Regions from separate parts of the Homo sapiens genome. Here regions 1 and 3 are each linked to region 2. The links are chromatin contacts, found by Hi-C or POLR2A ChIA-PET in ENCODE. All regions are on one chromosome and are shown on one strand. Each heading gives the region's core, a stretch centred on a gene start or an enhancer-like site at or near the end of the contact. The rest is flanking DNA. Distances are from core to core; before and after follow the strand shown.

Region 1 (3,046 bases), core at 130-2,629, 1.1 Mb after region 2:
TTCTCTGGACGTTTCTGCTCCAAGACCTTCATGCCCCTCTTTCCTCCAGTGCCCACTTACCCCAGCTCTTTTCTCCTCAAGGCAGAATCCTTACCCCTCCTGCTCAGGTTCCTCCAATAGGCCTTTCTCTAGCCCAAGAGAGAAAGGTCCTCTGGAGTGAGTGGGCACCGCTTTCCTCTGCATCCCCTTGCAGAGTGACCAGCCTCCTGGCATGGCCCTGGCTAGAAATATCCAACCCCTCTTCTTCCCCAGCCATCAGGAGGACACATTTCTCCCCACCCCAACCCATAACAAGGCTGGGTCGATTGGCTTGACCAGGACAGGGGCACCTTTTGTCTTCAGCCCCTTGAAGGGGAAGGGAGGGAGGAGCCACGGCGTGAGGGGCGGGGCCAGTGTTACCTCCCAAACTCAGAAGGGAAGCGCAAGGTCTGGGATCCTCGTCCGCCCGCTTGGTGGCCTAAACTCGCTTATCTCAACCCCTATCTGCCCGAGTCCTCTGATTGTGGGACCACAGGATCGAAAGTTAAAACAGCTTCTCTGAGTTGCCCAATGCGTGAATGTGGCGGTGGGGGCAGGCGGGGAGGTGGAGCCAGTTCAGCACGAGGAGGGTTAACTCGGCGCCGCCGCTGGGAAATCTCAGCGTCTACAGCAGCCAAGCGTGGAGCAGTTTTGAGGGGGAAATTCCCCCTCGTCTGGGCCACCATGAGGTCTACATCTGGGGCTTGCTCACGCCCCAGCCACACCCTTGAACAGGAACCTTTAGTGGAGGGCAGGATAGGGGTTTAACAAGGATCCACTGCCCTCTGGCATCAACCTTCCAGGGAGGGGCGGCCACTTCCCCCGACTCAGGGCAGAGGGGCACTCCTTCACCTCCTTTCCCTGACTTTCCATGGCCCTGGGGGTGCAGGGGTGAGGCTGTGAAAACGTGACCCATGGGGGAGGGGAGTACTGAGGCCTGGACCCTCCCAGATTCCTCCAGGAGTTCGAAACTGCTAAAACCCAGTGCCACCAGCCACCAACACTAGCTGAAACCATCTCTTGGGGACCATCCACCCAGCCAGGGGAGGATCCCGAGAGCTCCCCCCACGAATCCACCCCCATGCACTCATAGAGGCCCCCGCACCCACCTCGGAGGCAACCCCTCACCTCGGCAACCCCTCTGCTGTCTTCTCCCTTTCTCAGCGGGCACTTCCAGGCCCCATAGGTCTGTAGCTCTGTCCAGCGAGTTCAAGGCTGGCCCTGCTAGCACCTCCCCCCTTCCACCACCACCACCAAAAAGAAAAATAAGATAAAGCACACACATACATACACACACACACACACACACACACACACACTCCTCTCCCGTCCTCCCTCTTCAGTGTAAGCAGTGGCTGCCCCAGCCCGCTGTTTCCGGCTTCTCCTTCTACCCAGGTCCCTCCCTGGAGCTCTGACGACACAGAGAAGAGAAAGTGGGCTGGAGGAGGAAGAGGAAGAAAGTGGGGTGAATATGTGTGCCTCCTGTGCCGAGTGGGGGAACACGTGGGGGATCAGGACTGGGGTCCAGGCCTTGGAGCCAGGCTTGGGGGGAGGCTGACCCCCACTTACTCTGTCCCCCTCAAAAGCATCAGCTTTTCTCCAGAAAGTCACCCAATATCAAACAGAGATTTGCCACCCCTAACTGCCTGGCTCCCAAACTCAAACTCTGCCAAGGGCTGGGGTTTGGACCCACAAGGGACTGGGCTCCCCAGGGCCTCAGGAAAAGTAAATCCCTCTGGACTCTGCGCTCCCTCCAGTGGAGGACCCTAAAAAGCCGCCAGGGAGCTCGATGCCAGCCAACTCCTAGGTCCCCCTCCCTTCCGGCAGGGAACGCCTTAGAGGTCGGTCTCGTGACCACTGACGGGAGGGAGTGGGGGAGGGGAACCCTCAGCTCAGAATTCTGGAAGACTCTAGGAGTCCCTTGGACTGAAGCTGGTCTTTGCTCTCTCCTCACAGGGCACCCCTCCTGAGACTGTGGTGGGAACCAGCACAAGCCGGAGCTGCTGCCTGCAGATTCACAAGGGGCAAGTTTGAATACGAATCTGCTGTGTTCCTATCTGCCAAGTTCCTATATGTTTCTGGGGTAAACACTGAGACACGCCAAGAAACAAACACACACATGCACAACTTCCCTGACCACAAGACTACACACACACACACACACACACACACACACACGTGCAGGCAGGCTCACAAACAGAGCCCATTGCAATCACAACACCACACACACACACACACACACACACACACACACACACACACAGTCTTGCTCAACTTCTGAGTCATCAACATAACTAGTGGAGGGTTCTGCAGTTTTTGCTGGGGGAGGAGCTGGAGGAGACCAAGGGATCCAGAGAGGCCTTTACTCCCGGACACCTGAGAGCCCCGGTGTGTGGAAGAGGTGGTGTCTGAGGGGCGGTGGGAGGAAGTTTCTACTCCCCTCCTCCCTCCCATAGCAGGGGCTGGGCTGAGGGGCCAAAGCTAGGCCTATGCTGCCCCCTGGTGCCTGAATTGATTTCCAGAACCAGCTCCTCCTCCTCCATCCCTTGCTACCCCGCAGGTCTGTACATGAGTGCACGTGTGTGGACCCAGCCAGGCAGCAGAGGGTTTGAACACAGCAAAATATAGCAGTTAAAAGACTGGACTGTGGATACAGGCTGCTTGGGTTCAAATCCTGCTAATGCTGCTAACCACACAACCCTGAGCAATTTACTCTGTGATTCATTCTCGTCATCTGTAAAATGGAGCAAATAAGTCTTAACCCATAATGTGAGAATAAAATGCAGTAAAACATCTGAAGGCTTAGAACAATGCCTGACACACAGTAACTGTCAGGCACTATTTTTATGGTTCATAATAAACCAGGTATGAGGAAAGGAGAAGGGTCTCCATCCTACATAGAAGTCCCCAGATTTGGGGGTCATGTTACTGCCAAAAGGATATTGAGGGTGTATGTGCGTATGTGTTTGCTGTGTCTGCAGGACAGTGAATGGAAGAGAAGGGAGAGCAGGGGTGGAGGTGGCAGGCA
Region 2 (3,223 bases), core at 597-3,096:
TTGTTTGTCCCTTCTACAGGCATGAGGAATCTGGGAGGCCCTGAGACAGGGATTGTGCTTCATTCCAATCTATTGCTTCACCATGGCCTTATGAGGCAGGTGAGAGATGTTTGAATTTTTCTCTTCCTTTTAGTATTCTTAGTTGTTCAGTTGCCAAGGATCCCTGATCCCATTTTCCTCTGACGTCCACCTCCTACCCCATAGGAGTTAGAAGTTAGGGTTTAGGCATCATTTTGAGAATGCTGACACTTTTTCAGGGCTGTGATTGAGTGAGGGCATGGGTAAAAATATTTCTTTAAAAGAAGGATGAACAATTATATTTATATTTCAGGTTATATCCAATAGTAGAGTTGGCTTTTTTTTTTTTTTTTTGGTCATAGTGGGTGGATTTGTTGCCATGTGCACCTTGGGGTTTTGTAATGACAGTGCTAAAAAAAAAAAGCATTTTTTTTTTATGATTTGTCTCTGTCACCCTTGTCCTTGAGTGCTCTTGCTATTAACGTTATTTGTAATTTAGTTTGTAGCTCATTAAAAAAATGTGCCTAGTTTTATAGTTCATCTCTTTCCTCCTCTTATTTACTGAAAGAATGGTGGGAGACAGAATATGAATGTGTGTATGTGATCATTGATTTCAGACCCCTTTTCCTAATCTCTCTGTGCATGGCTGCCCACCCCACCCCATTTTGGCTAGTGCTGACGGTGAACAAAGTGGTTATTATCATCCCTATTTATGGCTGGGGAAACTGAAGCCTATATACTTCCTACTTCACTTTCTCCACACACCAGCAAACCTCCTTTCCCCCAGCCAACATACCACACACACACCACACCACACACACATCACATACACACACCACACACACATCATATACACACATATACCACACACACCACGTATACATATACCAAATACACACACACCACATACACACCATATATGCACACACACCCCATACATACACACACCCATGCACATACATAGCGGCAGGAAGAGGGCTCCCGGGGAATTTGCCTTTCGACACTGCATTTCCCAGTAAGCCCGCCGTTTTTCCTTTCTGTTTCATATCACAGACAGAAAAGTTTTCCAAAGATTCTTTTATTTACATTTACATACGATTCTGAAAAAGCGTCTCCAAGCTACCACTTCTTGTAGTTGCCATTGTCTCATTCCACCAAAAAACATCTCAGACCGCCCGCGGCCACCCCAAATACGCCTGTCCACTGAAGCCTCACTAAAAGGAGGAAGCGCTGATGTCAGGGTTACTTAAATTCCCAGGCTCCGGATCCCTAGAAGAGGTATTTCCCTTTACGCCCGCGAATTTGTCATAGAAGGCAGGGCACTAGAGCCAGCCCCAGCCAAGTCCAGGGGGAGGGGCGAAGGTCAGTAGCGGCCTTCCTAAGGCTTCCTTCAACCCCTCCTTGCCTGCCAGTCAAGTACCGTATTTTCGCAGTACTGGTTAAAGTTTCACTTTGACCCGCCTCCATCACTCACCTGATTAGATGTTTATGAGTCAAAAGGCGGGGTCATGGGGTGTCGAGATTTTATTGGTGGATACATACGCCTGTCGGCAGTGTACCGCCCCCTGTCTTCAGGAGCTTGCTCTTTAATGGCTCCTTACCTCGTCCATCTTCGAGGTTTCTCCCTCGCTATTGGCTTGTGGCCCCGCCTGTCGCGTCCCTTGCTCGTACTTGTTGGTGACAGCGCCCAAAGAGACTCGCCTTTCTCCAGAGGATTGGTGGATGAGTGCACATATAGCCCACCCTCGAAGGTAGGCGGGTAATCGAGCTATTGGCTGGAGCCCCGCCCCAGGGCGAGGAGGAGAAGGAGGGGCAGGAGGGTTTGGTTGAGCTGCAGCTGTTTGTCTGTTCGACACAGGCTTGGGGCCGACGGGGGAGACGGAGCCCCAGGTACCGAGCTGATGGAGCCCAAAGGGCAGGGGCGGAAGCGCCCGGGAGATGAGAGCAGCCTGGCCTGAGAGCGGAGGCGGGTCTGGTCCTAAGCGAGGGGTTAGAGTGGCCCACCGGAGAGGGGAGAAGGGGGCCGGGCCCCGGCAGGCCTAATGGGGGTCGCTGAGGAGGGGACTGGGCGGCCTGGGACCCCGAAGTTGGTGAGTCGGGAAGGCGGCTGGGCTGTGGCGGCGGCCAGGCCGAGGGCCGGGGGCTGGAGGCCTGGAGCTTGAGTGAGGGCAGGGGCAGGCCTCATTAAGCAGCGCTGAAGAGGGAGGAGCTGGGGAAAGGAACAGGGCAGCGGGTGAGGTAAGCCCATTTGCCGGGAGGTGAGGAGGGTCAGACCTGTCGCCCGAGCCCCGGGGGTGACTGGGGCTGGGTCCCTGCAGAGAGGTTCATTGGAAGGGCCTGAGAAGGGTTCTTAGTTGGGTAAGAAGCGTTCTTTTCAGGGAAAGTGCCTATTGTAAAAAGAACTGAGGGTGCTATGGTGTTGAGCTGAGAGAGATTTGGGTTCAGTGAGGGAGAACTGGGGAAAATGAAGAAGGCTGTATTAATCTAGAAGACTAAGGTAGTTGAAGTAATGGAAGCAGGGCCTGGTATCAGTTATGGGAACTTCTGGGAATGCTGAAGGGTGGGCTGGGGGCTCTGGGTCTTGGGAGTACACACTCTTTTGTTCCCTTTAGTGTTTAGATGTGGTAATTTGAAGCTTTTTAAAACTCCCAGGGTAGGGATGAAGATCAAAGTAATTTTTTTTTTTCCATGACTGTTGGCTGCTCCAAACTCAGCCCCTACACTTTCTGTTGGCCTCATAGCTGGTCTATACTGCAGTCTGTTTCTTAACTTACTGTTTCATGTCCTATGAAAGAGCTAAGAAGTTGGATTGGGGGCATGTTTTGTCCACTTCTTTCCCACTTAATAATGTGGTCTATAGCAAATACCATGTCTCCTAGAACTGAGAATCTATTTCATATCTATTTCATTATCTACATGGGAAAGGGGCTTAGAGATCCTCAGCCATCAGGAGATCTTCTGATCATAGTTGGTGAAACTTTTGTGGGACTTAGACTTGACTTGGGTATTTCCCAGGCAGGTAATGGAGTTAACAGGTCCGAAACTATGCGGTGATATCACTGAGGAAGAGATTTGGGGAAGAGTGAGAAATTCCATTTCAAAAGCTTGGCATCACCCCTTGTTCTTTGTCTACTTCAAAAGCCCAGATTTCTGTGCTGTTAGAAAGTTGGGTCAAACTATGAAGTATCTGGGGAAGATGGTGAGT
Region 3 (3,007 bases), core at 125-2,624, 1.5 Mb after region 2:
ACTTTTAAGAGTATAGAGGAAACCAAAAAGTTTGAGACTCACTGGTCTATAGAACTGGGTGGGGAGAAGAAAGTAAGGTGTTCTAAGAGAGCTCTTCTTGCTGGGCACCGGTGGTCCCAGCTACTTAGGAGGCTAAGGCCGGAAGACCGCTTAAACCCAGGAGTTCGAGGCTATGATCACACTTGTGAATAGCCTCTGCACTCCAGCCTGGGCAAATAGTGAGGCCCCGTCCCAAATAAAAATAAATAAATACATAAATACATAAATAGCTCCTCTGGAAGAAGGGGCTCGAGGCTGGGACAGGAGCATGTGTGGGGTGCCTTTTTTTCAGTGCCCATTAGTCTGGTCTGACTGAGCTGGGTCTCTGACCCTCTGGGGATAACTAGCCTGGGTCAAAGTCCCAGATCTCCCCCTACCTTCACCTTTTCTTTTCCCCCTTGACCCTCAGACTGAACAGTTAACCCACTGACCTTCCACACCCAAGGGGGTGGTTCTTGGAAGCAGAGCTAGGATGTGGGAGGTCTGCCTGTGGGGTTGAAAAAAAGGGGAGAGGGTGCCCTTTTTCCTTGTCATGCTTCCTCCTCTTTCTCATAAAAATCAGAGACTGAAATGCTGCCCCTCCCTTATATCCGGTCACGATGGCAATGCAAATCTAAAGAGGCAGGGCACTTCCCTGTCAGGCAGTACCGCTGGGCATAGCAACCTCTGCCTCTCCGTTTCTCAGAGCTCACATATCCACCTCCTGGGCTTTTAAGTGGGCTTTAGTGAGGGGCTCCTCCTTCAACTGGGCTCCTCCTTCAGTTCCCCAGCTCTTCTGCTTCGACTCCGAGCGGGTGTCATGTGTGAGAACGGCCAGCAGAGGGAGCAGAAAGCCTGGAAGAGCAGCTAGAGCCTGCAGTGACGTGGTGCGGAGGGGCGGCACCCTCCAGAACTTCGAGACGTAGAGCCGGGGTTCTAGGGAAAGGGGCTTCAGTCCCAGGGCTCCTTGGTGACCTCGTGAACCACACCCTGCACCCAGAGCCTCAGCCGCTGCTCCTTGCTTTTATGCTCCATAGACTCCTCACCTTCTTCCAGAGCCCCCAACCCAACTTGATTTGCCCCAAACCGCAACTCTGTCCCGGCCGCTGCAAGTTCCATCCAAAGGGTGAGGCCTGCAGATAAACCACAGGATGGCAGAATGCTCAGTTAGCACCAACCAAAGGCGACTACCCTACCTCCACTATTATCGTTCTCGGTTGAACTTCTCCCCCTGCCCCGCAATATTTTCCTCAATCTGGTTGTCGGGGCCTCTTTGGGGCCAGCCGATCCAGAAATCCAAGCCGGGATTTAGTACTCACCAACAGCAGCGTGTTCAGCCGGGGCGGGGGGGGGGGCGTAAGCAGTATAGGGTCCCTCAAGGGAGGGGGAGGATCCTGGGGGTCCTGGGGGTGCAATAAGCCCGGCACCCCTTCTCTTGCTTCCAGCTACCCCGCCTCATCCTCCAGAACGGCAAGAGGGAGGGAAATAGAAGGGAGGTGAGGGGCGAGCGGGAAGAGCGGCGGCGCGCCAGCGGCTGGAGAGAGAAAAAGTTTTTGCAAAAGGGAAAAAAAAAGTTTGCGCTTCTCGCGGGTGGTCCGGGCTTGCGGCCCGGCGGGCTGGGCCGGCGGGAGGGCTGGGGGCCAGGTTGGGGGGGTGGGGGTGGCATCGAGGCTGCGCTGCCGTGGCCCTCTCCGCCCCCCCTCCCCACCGCACACCCCCCAGCCCAGACTCCAGCCCTGGACCGCGCATCCCGAGCCCAGCGCCCAGACAGAGGTGAGAAGGGGGGGCAGGCGGGGGACCACCTGGGAGCAGTGGGGGAGGGGGCCTGAGGGGATGCTCAGCTTCTTAGGGACTCATCCCAGACCCGGGACATAGAGGCAAAATAGGGGTGGGAGAGCCTGGGGTGAGACATTAGAAACTCCAGATTTTTCACTTGTGTCTTTCTCTGTATCTTCTTTTTCTTCCCTTTTTTTCTTCTGTCAGTCTGTGTATCTCTGTCTCAGGGAACCGTGGGTCTTTGTCTCCGCCTCTCCCATATATTAGAAATATCTTACTTTCATGCGGTTAAGTTTAAGAGGCTGGAGGGATGGCTAGCTGGAGGTCTGCGTTGTAGAGAGGTAACCCCAGGTGTGTGTCTGCGCGTGGGGTAGGAAGATGTCAGTGTTTCTGAAAGGTGGGGACTGCAAAGGAGGGAGCTCCAGGTGGGGTGGGGACGGGTGTGTGGGAGGCAACAGAGCCACTAGGGGCCAGCCAGGCTTGAACCTTTGACCTGTCTTGTGACAGATGTGCCAGTGGATGCTTGTGCTTTAGGGGAAAGGAGTGTCTTCTGGACTTGGAAGGGGGCTGGGGCGGGGGGGGGCTGTCCAAGGTCTAGTGAAGGCCCTAGAATGACCCCATGCAATTTGGACTCCTGAGTCCCAAGGGCTGTGGGCAAGGAGCTCAGGAGGAGCCGGGGAGACCTTGTCTTGACCCTCTGACCTCAGGACCACCGGGGCAGCGGGAGCCAGCCGCAGGGAGACCCCTACCGGGGCTGGGCGGGACCACTGGCCACTGCCAGCCTGTGTATCCCCGTTGGCACCCCGCCCAAACGGGAGCTGGGGATCGAGGCCCCTCCTCTGGCTCAGACCACCCTGCCTGCCCTTGCTCCCCGCTCTGAATCCTCTTTCAGGTCCCATGACCCCGAAACAATCAGCACTGGGCAGCTAGCTTTCGGGACAGGATTACGGAAAGGGGACCCCGTAGAGCCTGGGGACTGAGGGTTTTAGGGGTCTGGAGAGCTGGGGTCTTCTAGGATAGGTCTTTACGTTCCAGTAGAGGGAGAAGGCGGGCGGTTTCCCGGGGGATATGTAAGGGTCGGAATAAGTGTGGTTTTCCCTAGGGGGCGGGGTCCAGAGACCTCTCCCCCTCCACCATTATCTCCCTGGCATCCCCGCCCTTGACGTCACCAGGGGGTTCCCGGGGGTCTGGAGGGGTTAACCCTTGGGAAGCC

Evidence for each region. Hi-C counts contacts between places; a loop is a spot of excess contacts on that map. ChIA-PET counts read pairs that join two places held with the same protein, here RNA polymerase II (POLR2A). Pooled maps may share reads with other maps.
Region 1: a map of breast epithelium shows a loop between it and region 2 (9-fold over the local background). The contact joins the promoter of STAT6 here to the promoter of RAB5B in region 2. A Hi-C loop is called at or near these places in 1 of 168 maps with a recorded cell type or tissue (breast epithelium) and 2 of 50 pooled maps. POLR2A ChIA-PET finds 5 or more read pairs at or near these places in 1 of 52 experiments (naive thymus-derived CD4-positive, alpha-beta T cell).
Region 3: a loop to region 2 is called in a pooled map, with 4 times the contacts of the local background. The contact joins the promoter of GLI1 here to the promoter of RAB5B in region 2. A Hi-C loop is called at or near these places in 1 of 50 pooled maps. POLR2A ChIA-PET finds 5 or more read pairs at or near these places in 3 of 52 experiments (CD4-positive, alpha-beta T cell, Panc1 and WTC11).

The regions. Positions count from the first base shown.
Region 1 is chr12:57,109,983-57,113,028 of GRCh38, forward strand. It overlaps STAT6 (signal transducer and activator of transcription 6), which reads right to left and starts at 1,380. Exons shown (of 22, transcript NM_003153.5): 1 at 1,147-1,380. LOC124902946 (a long non-coding RNA gene) reads left to right here and starts at 740. Exons shown (of 2, transcript XR_007063334.1): 1 at 740-1,859; 2 at 1,975-2,897. RefSeq lists enhancers at 506-1,453, 1,454-2,399 and a silencer at 2,439-2,598.
Region 2 is chr12:55,972,232-55,975,454 of GRCh38, forward strand. It overlaps RAB5B (RAB5B, member RAS oncogene family), which reads left to right and starts at 1,847. Exons shown (of 6, transcript NM_002868.4): 1 at 1,847-1,908. It overlaps CDK2 (cyclin dependent kinase 2), which reads left to right. Exons shown (of 7, transcript NM_001798.5): 7 at 1-558. RefSeq lists an enhancer at 1,591-1,740.
Region 3 is chr12:57,458,411-57,461,417 of GRCh38, forward strand. GLI1 (GLI family zinc finger 1) reads left to right here and starts at 1,375. Exons shown (of 12, transcript NM_005269.3): 1 at 1,375-1,791. It overlaps LOC124902947 (a long non-coding RNA gene), which reads right to left. Exons shown (of 2, transcript XR_007063335.1): 2 at 1-1,151. RefSeq lists enhancers at 964-1,043, 1,054-1,103.